2 separate regions of the Homo sapiens genome follow, and region 1 is linked to region 2. A link is an interaction called in ENCODE POLR2A ChIA-PET data of the cell type or tissue named here. Cell type or tissue: GM12878. All regions are shown on one strand. Each heading gives the region's core, and the rest is flanking DNA. Links, peaks and the distances in the headings are about the cores only. Region 1 overlaps TNIK (TRAF2 and NCK interacting kinase). Region 2 overlaps TNIK (TRAF2 and NCK interacting kinase).

Evidence for each region. Peaks named below come from ENCODE experiments on the same cell type or tissue, not always from the same donor. Only the 100,000 strongest peaks of a DNase experiment are listed, where the experiment ranks them.
Region 1: POLR2A ChIA-PET joins it to region 2 with 7 read pairs; 3 of 35 experiments call an interaction of 5 or more read pairs at or near these places.

Annotation. Positions count from the first base shown.
Region 1 is chr3:171,320,838-171,326,222 of GRCh38, reverse strand. The region is part of intron 2 of TNIK (TRAF2 and NCK interacting kinase); the gene reads left to right. Among named protein-coding and RNA genes, the nearest start is that of TNIK, 140 kb to the left of the region's middle. RefSeq lists an enhancer at 259-4,268. In GM12878, for the core only: no CTCF peak of the experiment used is centred there; no DNase peak of the experiment used is centred there; H3K27ac peaks cover 2,338 bases.
Region 2 is chr3:171,388,438-171,393,822 of GRCh38, reverse strand. All of the region lies in intron 1 of TNIK (TRAF2 and NCK interacting kinase), which reads left to right. Among named protein-coding and RNA genes, the nearest start is that of TNIK, 69 kb to the left of the region's middle. In GM12878, for the core only: no CTCF peak of the experiment used is centred there; no DNase peak of the experiment used is centred there; H3K27ac peaks cover 1,163 bases.

The DNA.
Region 1 (5,385 bases), core at 156-5,155, 68 kb after region 2:
TGGTTGATTCAATGCCTTTGTAGTTTTCCTCTTGGTTTTACTGATCACTTTTGGTAACTTTCCTCTTTTTCTATTCAAGGTTCTGGGTGGGGTAATTTTTAGGGGCTTGAAATATATAATCTTGATATTGGAAACATTTCCAATTCTCCTCTTCCCTGCCACATAACATGCTGTCTTAGTGAACACTTCTAAACAAATTTGAACCCACGAAGACCCAAGGGCATCATTATGGACCTCAGTTGTTATGAATTCTGGATAGAGCAGATGAGGCTCGAGAAGAGTGGGCACAATTCTGCAAGGGCTCTGGGACTTGTTTTCTGACAAAAGTCCCTGATGTCAGCAAAGTTTGTCTCTTTTTCATTCAAGAGGTAGAAGCAGGTTCCCCCGAGTACTATGTACCTCCTAGCCCTTGTGCAAACATCAATTAATGAATCAAATCCCCAAATAAACCCTTTCCAGAGTGGTCCTCTGGCATATCAGAAAACTGTTATCGGCTCCCCGAAATTCTTGATAGTTTACTGACCTTGGCTGTTTGTACTGGCCACAATTAAAGTTGCCAGATAAAATACAACACCCTCAATGAAATTTAAATTTCAGATAAACAATAACATTTAAGGATAAGTGTGTTCCATAACTAAAAGTATGTAATATTTTATTAAGTTGAATTTAGAATTAAGAATGAACATTTGAATTTCAGATAACAGATAATTATACTCATTATAAGTATGTTCCATATTACATAATAGTTACAGGACATACTAACTTTATCTAAAATTTAATTGTGTTTCCTGAAGTTTTACTTGTTAATTAGTTCTTATTAGCCACAACTCATGTGACTATGGCAAAGGGATATTTGGAGGCTACTCAGATGTCCAGAGCTTCTTAATCCCTAGACGTAGCCACTAGTCAGCAAAGGCATTTTGCCTTTGGTCTCTGTTTATAAAACCATCATTACTTTATAATTGCCACTCCACTTTTGGATGTCCTCTCCTTTCTCCTCTGTTGGTGTTTGTCTTCCTGGTCTCTGTCCTGTTTGCAGAGAGAAAGGCTTTCCTGTTAGAAACAGCACCAGCCAATCTGAGTTCTTCTCTTTTGTTTTATTTATTTATTTATTTATTTATTTTGAGACAGTCTGGCTCTGTTGCCCAGGCTGAAGTGCAGTGGCGCCATCTCAGCTCATTGCAAGCTCCGCCTCCTGGATTCACGCCATTCTCCTGCCTCAGCCTCCCGAGTAGCTGGGACTACAGGCACCCGCCAGCATACCCAGCTAATTGTTTGTATTTTTTTTAGTAGAGACGGGGTTTCACCATGTTAGCCAGGATGGTCTCGATCTCCTGACCTCGTGATCCGCCCGCCTTGGCCTCTCAAAGTGCTGGGATTACAGGCGTGAGCCACCGCGCCCGGCCCTGAGTTCTTCTCTTTAACAAACTGGTCTCTTTCTGACGACTACGTAAATCTTTCCTTTTGGAGCTAGATGATATTTGGATATGTGTGGGTAAAAAACAACAACAATAACAACAAAACTGACATTTTCGAAAGCTTAGCTACCTGCAGTCCTCTTCTATGGTTTTTTGTATTTGGTGAATAATAGAACCTTTTTAGTTCTCAGAGTTCTTTGTGTAGGTAAGGGTGGCCCATCTAATTACCAACAATTAGATGAACAAGAACACCTGACCCTCGCCAGCTCAGGTTCTAATGAGAAACCAGTGCAGATAGTGTCAGATACAACAGGGCTCACTCAGCCATTTGTATGAAAATAACAGAAACCTAGTAGCAGCCATGTAAAGTCATTTTGTTCTTTCTGTCCTAGATTCCAGTTGCTGCTTCTCTCTAGAGACCTTTTATGCTTGTTTAGTTCTCTATGAAGTCAACAGGAACATCGGATACCAAGGAAGCCTGTAAGAGTGAGAGACTCTGACCCAATTTAAATGTCCTCACAGAGTTCAGTTACTCAAAAGAATTCAAGCCTTAAAAGCACAGAGCCTTGAAGTTACTAGAGCTTTACCCAAATGCTCCATAGGTTCCTGGATTGCAGAATATTGCTGAAATCTTGGTTTTGCCCTTCCTCCCTCCTCTCTTTCACATTTTATTTGGGTGACGTTCTGCTTGGGAATGACCAGCTGTCACTGCCAGTAGCTACTGGGATTACATTGCAGCATGGGCAGGGTGTTTTCGTTTTGTTTTTTAAAATGCCAATGGATATTTACTGGAGCTACTGTAGGGATTGGCAGTTTCATTTCTGTTTTCTGTGGAGGGGTTTTGGGTATAATAGTTGGATTAGAAACACTAAGAAAATCAAATTTAAACTCTCAATCTATTGATGGTACCAAGCACTAACCATTTGACATTAACTGGAAGGAGATACCATCTTAATCAGAGGCTAAAATGCTCCCTTTGCTCTAGATCATAGCTTATGAAGAGCAGAGTTTGAAGACAGAGACAGTCAGGTGGTGTCAGTTTCTGTCATTCTCACTTGGATTCCTGTGCAGTATCTTCACACTGTTTATTTTTAAAGAATTTTCAATCTGATGATACTGAAATTACTTCAGATCTTCTCTAATCTCATCCACCCTTCAGACTGTGTTTAGTTCCCCTGATATGTACTTTCATAGGTTCGCGAAATTGTAATGAACATATTGGGGTGGGAGTTCTGGAGGGCAGAGATGATGTCCATTTTCTTGACCCCGAAATTGTCAGTGCCCAACACTGACCTCGGACACAGTAGGTGCTCACCAGATAGATGAATGAATTAGATTCTAGGGCAACGTAATCCATGCGGTGTAATCCACAAATCACTCTTATGGCAATACATTACAAGTAATTTTTAAGCCTGATAGAGTTTTCTGAAGGTCTAGGAGGGGCATACGTAAGTTACCTATGTGTTGGGTTATGTGAAGGGACCATTTTCTACTCCTGCCCCCCAGCATACTTCTGTCATCTTTACCCACTGAGTGTCAACATGGAATATGAAGAAAGACTTTGCAAGTAAGATGTTAGGAAAATAAATTTCATGTGCTAAAACAGATATTGGCAAACATTTTTGATAAGGGCCTAGAGAGTAGATATTTCAATCTTTCTAGAAATACGGTCTTTGTCACAACTAATCAACTACCGCTCTTGTAGCACAAAAGCTGCCACAGACAATACACAAAGGAATGAGAATGGCTGTGTTCCAATTAAACTTCATTTATGGACACCAAAATGTAAATTTCATACAACTTTCCCATATCATGAAATTCTGTTCTTTTAAAACGTTTTCTCCCCAAACACTTACCAGTGTAAAAAAATTCTTAACTCACTGGCTATACAAAAGCAGGTAGTGGATCTGATTTGAACCACTTGGCAGAGTTTCACAACCTTGCACTTAAAAAAAAAAAAAAAAAGAAAAGAAAACAACAATAATAACAACAACAAAAAAAACACTAATAACAAAGCCAAAGCTTTGGTGAGGAAAGGGGGCACTTTCATTTTATCAGCCTTATAGCTTTCCTGAGCACTGAAATGAGGGACATAGAGCCTTTTCTTAGTGGCTTATTTTTACACCATTTTGTGTTTTTCTGTATGTTTGCCTACCTGCATATGTGCGTATATGGTAGAAGTAGACCAAGTTTTCAAGTTACGTGTGACATATTTTCATAGCAATTTGGAATGATCAAAGGAAATTGTAGAAAATACAGTATGGTCCCAGTTATTTTTTTAAAGAAAACACATTATACTACAAAAATGATGTACTTTATATATGCTTGTAAAAGGTTCTGAAAGGTATTTACTAAATGTTAACAGTGGTTACCTGTGAAAATTGGGAGTGTCATTTTTGAAGCAGGGGAGATATTGATCTTTTTCTGACTTATTTGACAATTTTAAATGAGAATGATTCTTGCTCAGATAATTTCACTATTTGTGAAATTAAAATTAATTAGTAATGTATTGAACTAAAAAAAAGATATTTATTGAAAGAAAACACTGAGCCTGCTTCTGTGAATCTACAAAAAATCTGTGATTTTAATGACATTGTAATTTTTTCATATTGACCCTTAGTGAAATACAGCTTTTGGAAAATCCCTTCTCTATGAGAGCATTGCTAAATAAGGAAGTGTTTAGGTTTTGTAGGAGTAAAAATAGCTTCTCCAGGGATGTTGATATTTAAAATAATGCAAATGTACAATAAAATCCCACAATCTAAACTCTGGATTCAGCCCATATACCCAGAGTTTTAGAATACATTTCTGACTAAAACACAAAAGACCTTGAAAGCAGGTGCTGTCTTTGTCCCCTGATACCAATGTGTTTTAATAAGGTTCCACCAGATTTTCAAAGTCTTTGGTTAAATTGGAACTGACATTTATGCTAATTAGCTGGGTTTGGGAGTGAAACAGGTAAAATTGAATTACAATGGGCTCCAAACTATATTTATTTTTAAAATAGTGGCTCTGAGGGATATTTGGTTCTATTTGTCAGTTATTTCATATCTCGCTACTTTCTATCATTCCCTTCCCGCCTGGTGTGTTAATCTGGTAATCTGAAATCTTTTTGTCTGCCTGTAACATAATAGGCTGTTTTCCTGTAGTCCATCTGTCTCCTACACGAGGTGAAAGTACTTTTCAGAAATGGCTTGGGTTGATATTATTAATCTTTATAAGCAGAGAATTCCTTGAATAATTTAACAGCCAAATGGCATGAGGGGGACTTGGTATAAAAATGAATTTTCCTGTCAGCTTTAAAAATTACAGCGTGGCCTGCCTTTTATCTGTGCAACTCAAATATCAAAACAATGGATGTTTATGCTCTTTATACAGTTTTCTGTTTTGCATTACCTAAGACCTAAGACGATGAAGAAACATTTAGACAATTTTGGTTTACTTTTTTTTTTCTGCTAGAAAACCGCAATAAGTTAATTAGCCAAAAGAAAGTCCTTCTTGTTCTCTGAAACAACAGATGCTGCCTTTGACCTTGGAATTTAAGGGAAAATCTATTTTTGATTACATGTCTTGAATTTCTTGGATTTGCCAGTGTTAGGGCAGCAGTTGTGATTGAGTGCTTTTGAAAGTATATGCATGATTTTCAAAGAAATCAGTCTGCACAGCTGTTGCTAAAGAAATCGTTGTTCTCCGTCCTTCCAGTTCATTACTATATAAGGTTTTAAAAATTATTTTTTCCCCCTACTTTTAATTGGAGTTATCCTAGTTACAGATGTCACAGCCTCTGAGCTACTGGTCTTCCACCCGACACCCTGCTTCGTTGCAAAGGCCTAAGGTTGGAGTATGCTGCATTTGATTGGCAGGGTAACATTGTTCCTCTATGCTGGGATGGGGAAATACAGCCAGTCCTGTGTTTAGGCAAGCCAGCAGGAGTGGGACTATTAATAGCCAACTATGTGTTTTCTCT
Region 2 (5,385 bases), core at 179-5,178:
TAGATTTGGAATAGAATAAATACCTGATAAATGAACATGACATTTGATTTCTAAGTTGTATAGCTTCCCTTAGTTTGACAAATGAAAATTACGAAAGAGATCAGTTACTGTGTTCCTTGAAGGCTTGTCCTTCTGTTGGTATTAACAGTCACTCTTGATAGCAAGAATTTTGGAGAAAAAAGGTTTGAGAAATGGCTGAATGAGGAAACTATGCTATGAGAGGGTAACGTTATTCCCTTTGGATTTCAGGCCTAATAGTGAAAGCTGTGTTTGAGAACCTACTGGCTGCTTGTAGGTCCATCATATGGTTCAAGAGGAGGAGTTTAAAAACCAGTGGTAGGGTCATGGCATGATTGAAAAGAAATATCGAGGGATAATTTAGAGATCTGCCCTTGGGGGCACTTTTAAAGGGAAATTGCTGTTTGTAAGCTGCTCTCTCCTGCAGCAGCTGGGTATTTCCTGAATCTAGGGCCTTTCTTGTCTGTTTTCCCCCTATATTTGCTCAGTGGGATTCCAGCCAGGAATGTCTAAGAGACAAGGGCAGCTGGGTCTGCACTGACCGCGAGATTGTATTTTGCTTCTGCGGCTGTTTTGCTTCAGCTTGCACCATTTGGGGGCACTTCTACAGGCAGAATGCAGCAAGCACTGCCAAACTTAGATAGATTCTTTGCATTCTCCATGTGTTCGTACTTGTGCAACCTGAGAAAGTGCACTGAGCTAGGAGAGAGTGGGCAAGGCAGGTGGTGGAAAGTGCTGTCTGCTCTTAGACATACTGAAAAAGTGGGCCCTTTTACAGTGGTTCCTAGAAATGCCTGCATTGTAAAGGGAGAAGGCTCATTTTTTTTTTATTTTAAAATGTGACAGAAAGCTTGTGGAAGTGCTTTCTTTCAGATAAATGGTTATTACTACCAAGGATTATTACTCTTTTTGCCCAGAAAATAGTTGAAAATTTCCTCACTGATGAGACAAAGTATGCATTGAATACACTGAATACAGTATGATAACTGTATTTTCTTTCTTTCTTTTCTTTTTTTTTTTTTTTTTGAGACAGAATCTCGTTCTGTCACCCAGGCTGGAGTGCAATGGCACGATCTCGGCTCACTGCAGCCTCCACCTTCTGGGTTCAAGTGATTCTCCTGCTCAGCCTCCTGAGTAGCTGGGATTACAGGCATCCCCCACCACACCCTGCTGATTATTGTATTTTTAGTTGAGTCAGGGTTTTGCCATGTTGGCCAGGCTGGTCACGAACTCCTGACCTCAAGTGATCCACCCACTTTGGCCTCCCAAAGTGCTGGGACTTCAGGCCGAGCCACTGTGCCCAGCCTGTATTTTCTTAATAATAAAATATGATCAACGCTGATGGTCTTTGGGAAGATGAAGGAAGTGCTGTTTTCATATGCTGAAAGTGCTACACATTAATTATGTCATTCTGCCTTTATCTGGTCTTGCTGACTCCATCCCTCTCCTCCCCTTTCTCATAGCCACCAGTTTAGACATTGTGACCAGATTAAATTTCTGGAATCACCCTTTTCAATATACAGTTTTCAAGTTTCAAATGCCATTCTCTGGATCCTTATTGTTTTATCTTATTGTCATTTGTATCACTGTCCCTATTTCCCAGTATTTCCTGAGTGCCTGTGTCCATCTCCAGTGTCCTATGAAATGTAATGGGGCATATAATGTAATTTCTTTTTAATGAATTAGCTGATTTTGTGAGGACTTGAAAGGAGATTTTGAGCAATTTGTTAAAATTCTAGTTATTCTTCAGCAATTATAGAGTTTTGGGAACTTCTGGATTATGAAGTTCTTTTCTTGCAGACATTAGCAGGTTTTTCTTGGTGTCTAGGTTTTTCTAAGCATTGTCCTTTACATCTTATGGTCATCAAAAAAAATTGTCCTACAGGTGTCTTGTGACAGAAAACAGAAATAAATATTTTTGGAAACTGAAGGTTGGTTTGCATCTGTTCACTGATCACAGTTATTGTTATATACTATAGGAAAGGGTAAGACTTTTTCATCCACTATTTTAGATTCAGTACTGGGGGCCTACAAGTTAACTGAAAAAAGACAGATTAACAAGAGAAAAGAACAGATTTAATTACATACATATGCATGGAAGTTCACAAAGAAATATAACTTAAGGAAGTGGTTAGAATTGGGGGCTTATATATACCATCTTAACAAAGAACAATAAATTGTGGCAATATGACAAGAGAAAAGAAAGGGGTTTTGGACTTCTAGGGGTACTTATTTATGTGAAGATAAGTATATGGGGAAAACTAATGAAAGATAAGATTTATTACAGTCAATTTTGTTTATGCAGATTGAAGTCAGTGCCATCTTCAGCAATAAGAGTTGCCTCCTCTTCCTGGTATGGGAGAGGAAAGAGAGAACATCTTCACTGAGGAAAATTTATGCCCTGACTTTAGGCAGATACAAGGGGAGTAGACAGCTTTATATACATCTGATGTTTGTCAGTTGCCTTTAGCTCAAAATAATTCTTATGCCATCATGGCATGTTTTAGACTGACAAACATTGATCCCCTTCGGTACAAACACTGTTCCTCTATTACACACACACATGGAGATGATAAGACAGACAAAAATAGTTTTTGTCTTTTGGGCTTACAGTCTAGATGAAAGACAAATCATCCCAGCGAAGGTGATTTATGTGAGATAAATGCATCTCACATATTACAAATGGTAGATGCATCCTCTGGGAAGATGTTAATTAGTACTGGAAAAGTGCCTCAACTTATTCTCAGATCACTCAGGCAAGTCACAGCTCAGCATTTGTTTATTCTGTTATGAAATGGAGGTGAATATACACTTGCCCAGCTTGTGTTGAAGGACCGTTGAAAGGTCACCTAAGATTCTAGATATTAGAGTCCTTTCAGATGATCAGTGTTTGGGCTCCCTTTCCTATAAATCACACATGCACAAAGCATAGTATCTAGTTTTAGCAGGTTCACAACATCCATGGGCACAGGTTAAGAACTGCTGGATAAAATATAGCTCCAGTCCAAGAGCAGAATAAGCCAGCACAGTTATCTCATGAAGGATAGGTGTGAGGTTAATATGCACCCTCTCTGCCAGTCAGAGAAGCAGCTTGATGGCCTTGAACTTTCAGCTGAAAGCTAATGTACCAAGAGGTGAGATCACCAACATCACCCAGCATCATGTTCTTCCTCTGGAGGCAAATGCCAAGTGCAGCATGGCAGTTATTCAGCAGCTTCTGTGAACCTAACCAAGGCATTTAGTTCCATTAATTGAGTGGCTGTGTGCGAGACCCTGTGAAATAGGGGCTTTTCATAGGCATTTGCAATTTGTAAACAACTGCTCAGTCCATGAGGGAATGACGGTGAGAACGAAAGGCCTTAAAAAGAGATCGAAGGTGGTTACTGCAACCAGAGGTACAAAAAGAGGCTGTAACCTTGCATAGTTATTATTTATTTTCTACTTTCAGTCCTACTTGTGCTGCATTCAAACACGGTGTGGCAGTAATTAACACTGAGTGAAGGTTTGACAGTTGGGTGGCATTTTAATAGCTAAACGAAAGTACCGAGAGTAATTACCCGGGATCTCTTCCATATGGCTGATCATGCACTTGCACTTTTGGGCAGAAAGAGGCACCTCACTCACTAGGCTTTGCTCCCCTTTGGTAAATTCGTGCCACAAAGGCTCAGAGGTCTCCTCACATGTTCCCTGAAAATCAAATGTGTTGATAATGGCTTGGCAACTGAAGGTGCATGAGAACCTTAATTACTTTGGTAGTCAGGACCACCTTGTCACACAGCTCCAGAGGAACCAATCAAGATGTATTTGCATCATGTTGTATTGTATATGAAGGGTGCCTCTTGGGGTTGTGTGCAGAGGCACATCAGGTTGCCAGCCTCAAAATAGATGTAATGGGTTGGCAGAAACAAGGGGCTTCTCCAGGGAAAGGTTGTCAGGGAATTTGTTGTAAAGTTTCAATAATGAACGGCTTTTATGTCTTGATGCTCTCTGCTTCACTATGTGGCTGCCATATTGCCATTTCATTGGAAACCCTGATCAATCCCCTAAGTACATGCTGGTAGGAGTACCCCTGTGGGCTGGCTGCACTTCAATTTTAACACAAACATTGGCAAATGGAGGACATTATCTTCCTAAAAGAATCTCCTGTGGCCACATACATGGCACAGAACAGGCTACTCTATGTTCCGTTAAATGATTCATAGATCCCCTAATGATGGGTTTAATGGGCATGTAACATCTGTCCATTAAGATTATGTCCTCCCAGGTGCTCTAAAGTTTCCATAGCAAGTGCTCTACAAATGTTGGTACCTCGTGGTGTCTGCTTCTTGAGACTGGGGTCTTGACTTTTTATTCATAGATCTTTAGTGTACAGTACAGAACTGGCACAGAGCAGGCACTCGGAAAATATTTTTGGGAATTATTAATGTGCAATTGAAAAATCTGTTTATGGTTGCTGACACAGACTTGGTGAAATGAGCTTTTTGTATCAAAATTTTCTAAGTAATAGTGTTAGCCAGCACCAACGGACACAGTTTCTGGTACTTCCATTGCAGAAGTCACATTCCCATTGTTTTCTGGGCAGTAGGAAAAAAGATGGCATTTTTGAGGACCTAATAAGTACCAGGTGGTTGTGCTAGATCCCTTGTGAACAGATTGGAGATTGGGCAAATCCTGACTTTAATCACTTATTTGTTGTTTTGGGGCCTCAGGTTTCTCTTCTATAAAATTAAAATACTAATGTCCACCTTAGAGAGTTCATGTCAGGATTACAGAAAATGCATGTAAGTGCTTAGCACATAGTAAGTATACAAGAAATGAACACTGCTATTAATCAACTCCTTTGTGTAACACTGAGAACTTACTGTCAGTTTTGATACTGTTAAAAAACTAGAGATACCAATAACATTCAAAAACTGTATGTACTTCAAGTAGCTTGCAGTCTAGAGGTGGAGTTAGGCACTTAAACACATAGTTACAATACATGGCAAGTGCTATAGTCAAATACTGTTAGAACACAAAGGAGAAGCAACTAAGCTCTGCTGGGGAGGAGGAAATGGGATTTAGGAAGGGCTTTGTGTACACGATGCTTACTCTGATTTGAAGATGGAAATCAGTTTTTAAGGAAGTTGTTTGTGAACAGACTAACTGAAAGCAGTTGAAGTAGAACACAAAGGTAGTGTGTGTGTGTAAGGATGCCTATGTGAGTGCTGAAGCAGTAGGGAAGAAGTCACCCTTTGTGGGAGACACAGTTCATCCCCAAGACACTAGGAAACTCAACAAAGTAACATAGATTGCTCAGTCACATAGCTAATGCGTGGCAGGACCTGAATTTTAAACTGAAATGATTTCTACAATGACCAGTGCTCT